2 separate regions of the Homo sapiens genome follow, and region 2 is linked to region 1. Evidence: chromatin loops called from intact Hi-C (ENCODE). Cell type or tissue: ovary. All regions are shown on one strand. Each heading gives the region's core, and the rest is flanking DNA. Links, peaks and the distances in the headings are about the cores only. Region 1 overlaps ZMIZ1 (zinc finger MIZ-type containing 1). Region 2 has its middle 23 kb from the start of LINC00856.

What was found. Peaks named below come from ENCODE experiments on the same cell type or tissue, not always from the same donor. Only the 100,000 strongest peaks of a DNase experiment are listed, where the experiment ranks them.
Region 2: a loop joins it to region 1, with 2.5 times the contacts of the local background. A loop is called at or near these places in 7 of 110 quality-filtered maps.

What each region holds. Positions count from the first base shown.
Region 1 is chr10:79,081,002-79,086,370 of GRCh38, forward strand. All of the region lies in intron 1 of ZMIZ1 (zinc finger MIZ-type containing 1), which reads left to right. Among named protein-coding and RNA genes, the nearest start is that of ZMIZ1, 15 kb to the left of the region's middle. RefSeq lists enhancers at 2,777-3,348, 3,349-3,918, 3,421-3,540, a cis regulatory region at 3,144-3,644 and a silencer at 4,265-4,334. In ovary, for the core only: no CTCF peak of the experiment used is centred there; a DNase peak (open chromatin) is centred at 3,340; H3K27ac peaks cover 4,922 bases.
Region 2 is chr10:78,222,530-78,227,898 of GRCh38, forward strand. No RefSeq gene overlaps it. Among named protein-coding and RNA genes, the nearest start is that of LINC00856, 23 kb to the right of the region's middle. In ovary, for the core only: no CTCF peak of the experiment used is centred there; no DNase peak of the experiment used is centred there.

The DNA of each region.
Region 1 (5,369 bases), core at 224-5,223:
GATGACTTATGCCCCATCTACGCTATCCCCATAGAGCACCTTCCCATGTGGGCTTGCATGCCTCCACGGACAGGCTGCTCCCTGCCTCCCCAGCAGCTCCCTCTGTCTAGAAAGTTCCACATCGTATGGAGCCCAGAAGGATACCTCTCCCCTAGTTCTCTTCTCAGGACCTTGCAGAATGTGGTGAATTGGTCCTCAGGAAGTCTCTTCCATTCTCTGCCTCAGAGATTGTATCCTCGGAGACTTCTCTCTGGGCTGAGTCTAAGGCTGGAGAAGGCAGAATGGGCTTCCTGGGGAGGTGGCCTTCTTATATCCCCTGGGCCTTATTATCTCTGCCTCTGGTAAGAGTCTGGGCAGCTTGGAGACCTGAGACCTGACCTGAAAATAGCTTAGCCCAGGTTGTAAGACGTGGCAGTAGGCTGGGGAGGCCACAACAGTGGCTCACTGGGGCCCTAGGGGAAGAAAGTGGTCTGGCTTCTGCTTTTCAAGCAGGGTCAGACATTCCAGGAGGCTGAGAAGGCCGTCTGTCTTCCTAGCCTCTTGCAGCATGCTCGCCTGCCACTGCAGCCAGAGCCCCCTCACTGGAGGTAGCCAGGGGCTGTGAATAGTGCTTCCTCCCCTGTGGACCAGCACCCAGCTCCTTACTGAGCTCCTCTCTGCCTGGCCCTGCCCCCTGCCACTTAGGCGCATCTTGCCTAAGTGTCTACAGGCCCCTGAGACCTGGGCTCTGTGCAAGGAGCGCTGGATTTAGAGACAGAACTTCTGGCCTCCTCCTGCCAGCATCGCTGGGGGCTGTCGCACGAGTCCAAGGGGAAGGCCAGCACGTTGCATGCTGTCCAGTATCACTGCATCGGGGAGTGTAATGTTTCATTACCATGTGCAATGATGGTAATGGCAGCACAGAAAGGCCCTGGAGACCATCCAGGCCAACCTTCTCATTTAGATGCTGAGTCAAACCCCAGAGGGGACGAGGTCACACGACAAGTCCCTGGCAGAGCTGGAGCTAAAATCCAGGTGTTCCCACCATCTAGCCAGTGCCCAGCCCTGCCTGTTACTCCACAGAAACCCTTTGCTGGAGTAAGGCACAGGAGAGGTGCCTCCATGGCTGTGGCAGTGGCACTGGCCTGGCCTGGGACTCACCTTCCTCATTTTGCAAAGCGGCTGGGCCTTTCGGCTCTGGCTGTGCCCACCAGAAACACTCGTCCTGGGGGCAGGCACTCGGTGCCTATGGTCTTGGTAAGACAGCTGGCTCCTCCAGCCTGGGGGCCGCTGCCCTATAGCAGGACACTTTCTCTCACTTCCTGGCTTATATGGGGCTGCCTTGCATTCCGCCTTGGGTGGCAACAGGGTCCTCAGGAGCCCACCTGAGACCCCACGCCCAGCTTTTTGGCTCATCAGGCTCATTTGGTGGCCTAGACCATGGCTTGAATTTATGGTCTGAGATGCAGCCTGGTGTGATCCCTTCCAGGCCCCTAAGACCCAAAGATGCCCAAACTATTGGAGCAGGAGGGACCTGGGCAGCCAGTCTACTTAATGCCCTTCTCATCCCATTTCCCAGATTAGAGCCCTGAGGCCAGAGAGGGAAGGAATCCAGCTGCAGAGCTGCAGGCAGGATCCCATGTCCTCCCAGCCTCACTGGCTTGGTCTCCCCCTACTTTCACCCTTTGCGCCCGAGGCTGTCCTTGGCCTTCCCAGGCTTTGTGTGGAGTGAAGGACGATGGGGGACAATGGGCAGAGTAGCAACTGCTACTTTTCCCTCAGGGCTCCTCTAGACCTCTGCCAGGCCCTGCGTCACTTCCAGTTCTGGGGAGCCCATGCACTGAATGGGCTGGGAGGGTCCTGCTGGTGGGGCCTCGTGCCAGCCTGAGAACAAGGCTTCCTGGCTGGGCTTGAGTCCCCAGCACTCTGGCCCTGGGGAGGGCAGAGTCTGGGGTCCTTTTGTGCCTCCCCTCGCCCAGCTACCCAAGGAAGGTGGATTCATGTATTCCTTTGTCAAGTTTATCAAGCACCTTCCATGTGCCAGGCACTCTTCCAGGCCCTGGGGATACATTGGTGAATTTGACAGGGGCCCTGCTTACATTCTAGTAGGCGAGACAGTCAGCAGGTCAACAACTTAATGCATGACATCATGCCTGAGTTATAATCAGTGCTTTGAAGAAAAATAAACCAGGATAAGGTGATATAGGGACATGAGTGGGTGATGGGGCTTCTTTAGGTGGTGTGGTCAGGGAAGGCTTCTCTGAAGAGGCTGCATTTGAGCACATACCTCAGGGAGACAGGGAAGTGAACTCCATGAACATTTGGGAGAAGAGCTCTCCAGGCAGTGGGAACAGCATGTGCAAAGGCCCTGTGGCAGATGCTTGTTTGGCGTGGTCTGGGAAAAGCAGGGAGGCCAGTGTGGCTAGATGGAGTGAGGGAAGGAGAGAGTGGGGAGGAAGTCAACAGAGTGATCAGGGACCAGGTGATAAGGGACAGAGAGCCTTATCAAGTACAGGAAGGGCTTCTGACTTCATGCTCAGTGATTTGGAAGCCACTGAAGGATTTTAAGTAAAGGACTGAGGCTATCAGATGTGTCCCTCTAAGATCTCTGGCTGATGAGCCGAGAATAGACTGAAGGGACAAGGGTGGCCACAAGGAGACCATCTGGGCAGCATTTACAGGAACCCAGGAAAGGATGCTGGCGGCTTGGACCAGAGTGTTCAGTGGAGGTAGTGAAACAAGGTCGGATCCTGAATGTATTTTAAAGATTGACTGAGGCTGTGGCCAGGAGCCCACTGGGAATGCCTGTCCACCTCCGTGAAACAGGCTGAGCTAGAGAACTGGCTCAAGTTGCTGTGTCCTGGGAGTCTGAGCCCTTCTCCTTTTGTGCTTGTCAATTCCTGTGCCTCAGCCACTCTGTCATAAGGTGGCCTTTTAACAGTTGGAAAAATAGAGGCATAGTGGGTCTTCCTGATACCCTTGTCTACCCTTGGAATTCTGATATTCTGCATTTGGTCTCTCTCCTCCCCTCTGGCTGATTCCCTGGCATTCATCCCCTGCATGTTCATACACTCCACTCTATGCACCATAGTTTCCCAACATGTTAGTCATCCTCTATCCCGAGGCCTTTGCATATGCTAAGTCCTCCACCTCCACTCTTCAGTCAGGTGAACTCCTACCCATCCTTAAGAGCCCAGCTCAAAAGCTGCCATCTTTGAACTCTCTCCCCTGACACTCTCAGGCACTGAGGATTTCTTCTCCACTGAAAATTCTACTCCTCTCCCTCCCACACTCTATTGCAAGGGATCAACTGCGTGGGGCTGGGTCTGTGCCTTCCTTCACACCTCCTCTTTCTGTTCTGTGTCCTCACAGCCTGGCCCAGGGCCAGCACAGAGGAGGGAACAAAAACATTTCAGTGTATTCCTGGAGCAGTAGTTGGTTACTATGGAAACAAGGAAGTGTTGCAACTTCCTGAACTTGAGGTTGGGGTCAAAGAGGGCAGCTCTATCTTGGCCACACGGGATCAACCCAAGATGGCCATGCTGAGGTTCTTATTAATTCAAAGTCACTTCGGACAGGCTCTTTCCCATCCCTGAGCCTCAGCTTACCCCATCAATAAGATGCAGGTGTTGGGACTGCTTGACTGTCTGCTCTAACGTTCTGTATCCTTGTGCCTCCAATCCTGCCGTATGAACACAGGCAGGTCCTTTGCCCTCTTTGAGCCTCAGTTTCCCTATTTTGTTGACCTCTCTCCAAGAACATAGCTGCCTGAGTCAAGCAACTCCAGAATCCTAGGGTCAGCGGCTGGGCTGGCCGTTGATGATTGAACTGGGATTCTTGTGACTTGCAGAGGCACAAAGAGGGAAGTCCTGCTTTCCAGGGTGGTGGGGTGGGGGTGGGGGAATGAGGCAGCAGGAGGGTGGGTTGGTAGGGATAATCCAGGCCGGCTCACTCTGGCCTGAACCTGCACAGGCCCCTGGGTCTCCTTTCTTCACCTTGAAGGTGGCAGGAGCTAGTGCTTGCCAGGGGCCCTTGGCTCTGCCGGACGCTGCCCGCTCCGCATTCTGGTGCCGTGCCATGTAGATCCCGGCCTGTGCTCTGAGGGCCACAGGTCCTGTGGTGGCCCCAGAGGCTGCCTGCTGCCTGTGGTGGCAGGGCTGAGTGGGTGGGCACCATGTTCTTACTGTGTCTCTTCTCTCTCCACTTCATTGCTCAGAAGCCAAGAGTTAGCCAAGCACAAAACCACAGCCTGGCTGCTGGCACCCTCCTCTGCAACCCTGCAGCACCTGGGCAGGCTGGTTCTGGGGGCTCAGCACCAGTCACCAGGGCTCGGATGTAGCCTCCTCAAGCTGGGGGTGGGGGTCAAGGGGCCAACATGCCCAGCGTGACGCCAGGCCCGCAGTTGAGTTCCCACCTGCCATTTGCACATGCCATTGGGCAGAGTGGGCAGAGGCCTCAGCCCGCATAACGCCCCACCCTGACTCCTGCCTGGCACTCAGGTGCCGTCTGGCCTGCACCAGACCCAGAAAGAGTGACCTGGGATGAGAGGCCTTCCATGGCTCTCTGGGCCTGCCTCCTCATCTGAAAAATGGGCAGAGGGTGCCCGCCTCCCATGGCCACCAGGAGGGGAGACAGAGGAAGGCAGCTTGTGATCTCCAGAGCCCAATAAACACGCTTGTTAGGATTACCAGCAGCAGGCAACAGGCTTCAGCCCAAGAGATGCCCCTGAGAACCTCTTTTTCAGGAAGCAAAAGCCCAAACCTTTTCAGAATGAGACTCTTATTCTGGGAATGAGAAGTGCCTCTCCCTCTGTTTCTGAGCTGTGCCCAGTGGCCAGGGACCTGAGTGGCCATCACAACGTGCCTTTCCCGCCTACCACTGCTCCCTGGCTTTCTAGGGTTGGAGTTGGATGAAACCCCTGGGGCAGCACCGGGCACTGGAAGGGCCCTGGTAAGGGAGAGGATACCCACTGCCCATCTCTGCCACTCATCAGCTTCCTGACCCTGACGAGTCCTTGTCTCTCTGCCCTCTGTGCATTGAGGCCCCTTCTAGCTGGGACTCTCCTTTGGAGTCTACTGGAGCATTTTTACCTCCAGGATAGGTGAGGCTCCCTACTCCAGACCCCCAGGATGTAATGTGGGTCTCACCTCAACTCACAAAATTCTCACTTCTGTTAAGAAAGGGCCTTGCCATGGTTGACGGGGATTTGCACTTCACCGTGTGGACAGTGACAGAATGCGTCTCCCCGCCCCTCCTTACCTGGCAAACTTTGTCATTACCTCCTCCCAGGGACCTCCTAGGCATTCTCCTCTGGACTCCCTCAGCCCTCAGCCTTCTCCTCCTCCCGGTACCAGCTAGGTCAGACAAGACCTGGAGCAGAGAAGGTGCCC
Region 2 (5,369 bases), core at 183-5,182, 860 kb before region 1:
TGGGACACACCTCGCCATCGCCCCCACTGTGGGGTGAGGGAGCCCAGGCAGGCACTTACCAGTTCCTGTCTCTTGCTTGGTAAAGGCTGTTCCTGGGGTGTGTCAACTCCCTGGCACTCTGCCGTGCCATGCACACAGGGCAGAGGTGATGTATTCCTCCAAAGTCTCCCCAGGAACATGAGGGGTTTCAGGGGAGTGGAGGGACTGAGGATGGACCCTGAGGCTCTGCTGCCCCTACCCCCAGCTTCAGCTTGGGTTCTGCTATGTTCACTGTACTTCTACGTGGGGGTTTGTGGAGACCAATCTCATATTATACTAAACGTCGACACCCATTTGGTCCAACACTGAGGTGTTTGGAGGCCCTAATAGGGGTTCAAGGTCACAGTGAGTGAGCGAGTGGCTGTGGTGCATGAACCCAGGTCCCCTGATGCCCCACGCTGGCCCCTCTGGCAGCACCTCAGCCTCTTACACCAGAGCCCACACCCCTCATTGTCAGGAGGGCCTTCAGTGGCTGGGCTTATTTGGAAATGGGACTTGGAGCTGGATTGTCCCTGTGCAGGGTTCACACACCCACAGACAGTTAGCTCTGGGAGGGGTCTTAGAGACCCCTGGCCCTGTTCTTACTTATGCAGAGAGAAGGCAGAACCTCCTTGCCCAGCACCCCTCCGGGGACTTCTGGAAGATATTTGGCGAGGTGTTCACGGCTCACCTCCCTGCAGAGGAGAGATCATTATCAGTGCTGCCTGGCCGCCATCAGCACCACAAGGAAATAGGCACGTCTGGTCGTGGGAGTCACCTAACTCATGGCTGGTCATTGGAGGCTTATGGGCAGGGCTCCAGGAATGCCATCTTGCAGGGGAAGAGTGGGCAGGTAGCTGGTCATCTACCCCTGGGCTGAGGCAGGAGGCAGCCAGCTTCAGCTTACGGTGAGTGTTACCCTTCATGGCTGGGGCAAGGAGATGGAGTGGGTTTGGCTCATCTGTCTCTGCTTCCTCCATAGCACAAGGCTGGGCCAATGTGCTGTGTGTGGACACGTCCATGTGTGCAGGATGGAACGAGTTGCCCTCCCTATCATCTCGTGACCTTGCTCATGATACTTAGCTTCTCTGAACCTTGATTTCTTCATCTGTAAGATGATGGTGCCCTTATTGGATTGTTGTGAAGTTTAGGTGAGAAAGGCGTGAAAGTGCTTAGCCTGGAGGCTGGCACAGAGTAAAGTTCAATACACACTAGATAGTAATATTATGACCTCCTAATTTGTAAGCTAGGGAGGCAGTGCCTGCCTTGCAGGGTTGGCTGGAGGATTAAATGAGATGGTCTACATAAATGCTGAGCACAGGTTTTGGCTCATAGTACAGCTGGCTGGTCATGCATGTTAACATCACAAGGGGAAGGTTCTGCCAGTGGAGTGAGACATGGGCTCCTGGATGCCACTTTCTTGATGCACGCTTGAGACTTTTACAGACCCCTTTAATTTTAAATTCTGTTTTGTGGCTCATCTCAATAAGGTGTATCAATTAAGATACTTCCAGCTGCATGTAATGGAAAAACCGAGTTGGAATGACTTAAATAAAAAGGAGGTTTAATTTTGCACGTTACAAGAACAGTAGAGTGATAGTAGAGTTTAGTGATTAAGGCAGAGCTTAGAGCTCAAAGCCAGACTGCCTGAGGTGAAATCATTGCTAGCTGTATCACCTTGGGCCAGTTAATTAACCTCTCTGGGCCTCAGTTTTCACATCTATAAAAGGGACTAGCAATAGTACCTTGCTCACTTGGCTCTGGTGAGGATTAAATGGGTTGCCAAATGCAAAATGCTTAGAACAGTGCCTGGCGCAGGGGAAATGCTATGTTAGTGTTGGCTGTCTATTTATACCAGAGTTGGGATTGTTCCAAGGCTCATCAATTTTGGGGTTCAGTGATATAAACAAGGTATCGATTTTTTTTCCATTGTCTACTTTGCCACTGTCAATGTGTTGATTTTGTCCTCAGTTTTATGCCTTCCTCATTCAAGAAAATTGCAGCTGAACCAAGCATCACTGTCCAGAGCCAGAAGACAGAATATCTCTTCTTTTTGGGGAGAGAAAAACTTTCTCCAGTGGTGTTCTTGACACCTCATTGGCTGGAAAGGGGTCAAATGCCTAGGTTAACTACTTGGGGGAGAAGAGAATGGAATTACTGTGATTGCCCGAGTCTGGCCAAGCTTCATCCTCCTGAAACCACTCGTACTTGGACTAACTTGGAGGTCCGCAGTGAGGAAGAGGGGGTGGGATGGTGAATCACCTAGTAATGTCTGACTCAGGGTAACGGGGTGTGGGGACACAGCCACATAGCAAAGAATCTGCTATCATACCAGGCTCTGCTCTGCAGGGCCTGATACAAGTTTTTGGCTAGTCCTGAAAGCCTCTCTGGTCTGGTGCTGGCTGCCATCTAGTCTGCGAAAGGTGGCTCAGATGGAGGCCTGGGTAAGAGCGTCCAGGAGCTGAACTAAGTCCTTATCTGTGGTGGTGCACATAAATAACAACTTCTATTTATTCAAACTGACTTTCTCCCACTATGATCTAGGAGGCAGATATTATTTTTATATTCATTTGAAGACGAGAGAGCTGAGGCAGGGGGAGAGTAAGTGATGTGCTTTGGCATATACTATTGGTGCCCCACCCACAACCCTTTGGTCCTTCTTGGAGGTCACCTGTAGCCATGGTGGACAGTGGCTGACTTGCTTGTGTGCAAGGTGGCCTGGGCGTGCCGGGAAGTTAATGCCCAGAGTGACAACCCTCAGGAAGTGGGGGAGGGGAGTTGATGGATAAACACCCCAGCTTCCTCACCATTAGGGGACAATTCCTAGCTGTGTTCGGCAGTCTCTTGAGGTGTGTGTGGCAGTAACCTGCTCACAAGTGCATATTAGTGTGGCTTTTCTGTCTTCCTTGTCTGATTTTCATTTGTTCTCATCTGGACTTCCCGGGATCACTTCACCCAAATCCTGGGCTCAGGGGCTGCTTCTGGTATAACCCAAACTAAGGCCCTTGTCCAAGATTGCAGGGTTAGCAAGAGATGGCGCAGGGATACACACCAGGCCAGCCAAACTTGAGCCTGAGCTCATGACCAACAAGCCACTCCTCTTGTCGTTGGAAGAACTGTGAAAGAAACAGGAGAGCCCCAACCTCAAACCCCAAACCCCACTCGACTTCAGCCAGACCAGTGCTCATGGTGGTAGCGAGCTGCCTGTACAGTAACCAAGCCCAGTGTTTCCTGCGGCGAGGGCCTGCTGGGCTCTGACAGCCAGTGGTAGTGGCTCATAAACTGCCTGATGGGATGGGACCAGTGACCCATGAACTGAATCTGAGGAACAATTCGGCCTTCCCCAGCCGGCTGCAAAGGAGCGATTATGGACCATCCAGGAAATAATACATTTCATGGAAAAGACCGTAATTACGGAGTATTGAGTAAATAATATGTGCTTTTTAAAAGTCTGCAATTATGTATTTATCCTATCTGTAATTAGGGAATTTTTAAAGGGCGCATTATAGGTAATTTAAAAATAAAATAATGACACCACTCAAAACAAACAGCCCCAAACAAAGACAATTCAGGCCACCCCAAACTTGGTTCAGTGGTGATTTCAGGGGTAACCGCTGTCCTGGGCTTCTGGGGAAATCAGATGGTCCATGATTGTCCTGGGTGGGTGAGGTCAGCTTGACCCCAATCTTGGCTTGATGTCTAGAAGTTCCTCAGTGCTAACATTCTATCTTTGACTAGCCTCAATCCTCAGAAATCTCTTCCTCTGGTGACAGCCAAGTGACTACTGCGTGTTGGCAGCATTTCTCACTCTTATTCTTCTAGAAACTTTAAGGCTGCCCTGTCTGATGCAGTAGCCATGAGACACATGTGGCTATTTAAATTTAAATGAATAAAAACTTAAAAAATTTAAACACTCAGTTCTTTAGTTGCACTAGATGCATTTCAGGTACTCAGTAGCCACACATGTGTCAGACAGTACAGGCATGGGATATTTCCATCACTGCAGAAAGTTCCAGTGGACGGTGTTGCTTTAGAATCTACAGCTCACGTATGTAGTAGATTGCTTACGTGGTGTAGACCTGGTCTTGAACAAATGCAGTGAAAGAAAGCTTGCTCTTTTTTCTGAAGTTTCTTCCCCACTGGAGAGACCCAACGTTACTTCTCCCTTCTTTTACACGTACTGTTTTATATTGACTTCCCTTAACGAGCGGGGAGGCTTGTCTCATTCATCTTCATGACACCCCATCCCAAGCCAGGATCTAGAATATGTATGTTGGTAGAGAAGCACTGGCTCAAAACTTTTGTGAACATTTTTCTCCATTCCTCATCTTGTTGTTTTGCAGCTCAATGTCCACCTCTGTCTTATCGCTCTTAGGCACATCAATGACAAACTCTTGGCCAAGGTCGTACTGGCATGCTGGAGGTGATGCAGGTGATGATGGTGACAGTTATGATGGCAGTGGTGGTGGAATTGGAGGTCATGATGGGCAGGGTGGTGCTAGAAATGTTAGGGTGGTGGTAGAGGTAGTGGTGAAGGTGATGTTGGTGATGGCGTTAACAAAGGTTGGGCCATGATTGTATCGACATGGTGGAAATAGCTGAGGTGTTGACAATGGAGGTGATGAGGGTGGTGGTAATGGAACTGAGACCTTCTATGTGTGAGACCCAGTGGACACTGGGGTGGAAAGCCAATGCTTGTGGAATGAGGGGATGGATGGGTAGGGCCTGTCCTGAGTCTCTGGCTGGCCAGCTGTGAGTCGCAGCCCCAAGCCATTCCTTCTGAGCTTCAGGCTCCTTTTCTGTAAAATTCATGAGCGGACATTTAATTTTTTAATTAAAAACTCTGATTTTTTTTAATAGTGGATATATTTACATATTTGAAAATAAAAATAAAATGAGAGGATTGTCGAGTGAAATGCTCCTTCTGCCCCATCTGTCCATTCCCTCCCTCTTAGCTAGACACTGCTATCAATTTCCTACATCCTGAAGAGTTTCTTTTGAATGTGTTTACTTTAAAGCAAACACATATGTTCGTTTCCTTCCTTTTGCACCAGTGGTAGCATAGTGAACACACTGCTTTGTGCTTTGCTTTTTAAGTGGTGTTTTAAGCTATAAGATACAAGATACCTGTGTGACATCTGAGATAGTCTCTCTTTTTGAAAGATATACACCCCAAATTCATAAGGTCTTTGAGAACAGTGACTGTGCTCCCTTCTTCTTAGCTGACCTCAGGCCATGCCCATGGCTGGGAATGGCACGGTGGAGCACAGACTTCTGGAGTCAGTAGAGTCACATTCTTGGTAAGCTTGGAGACCTCTGCTTTCATAGCTGCAAAATGGGGACAATAATAG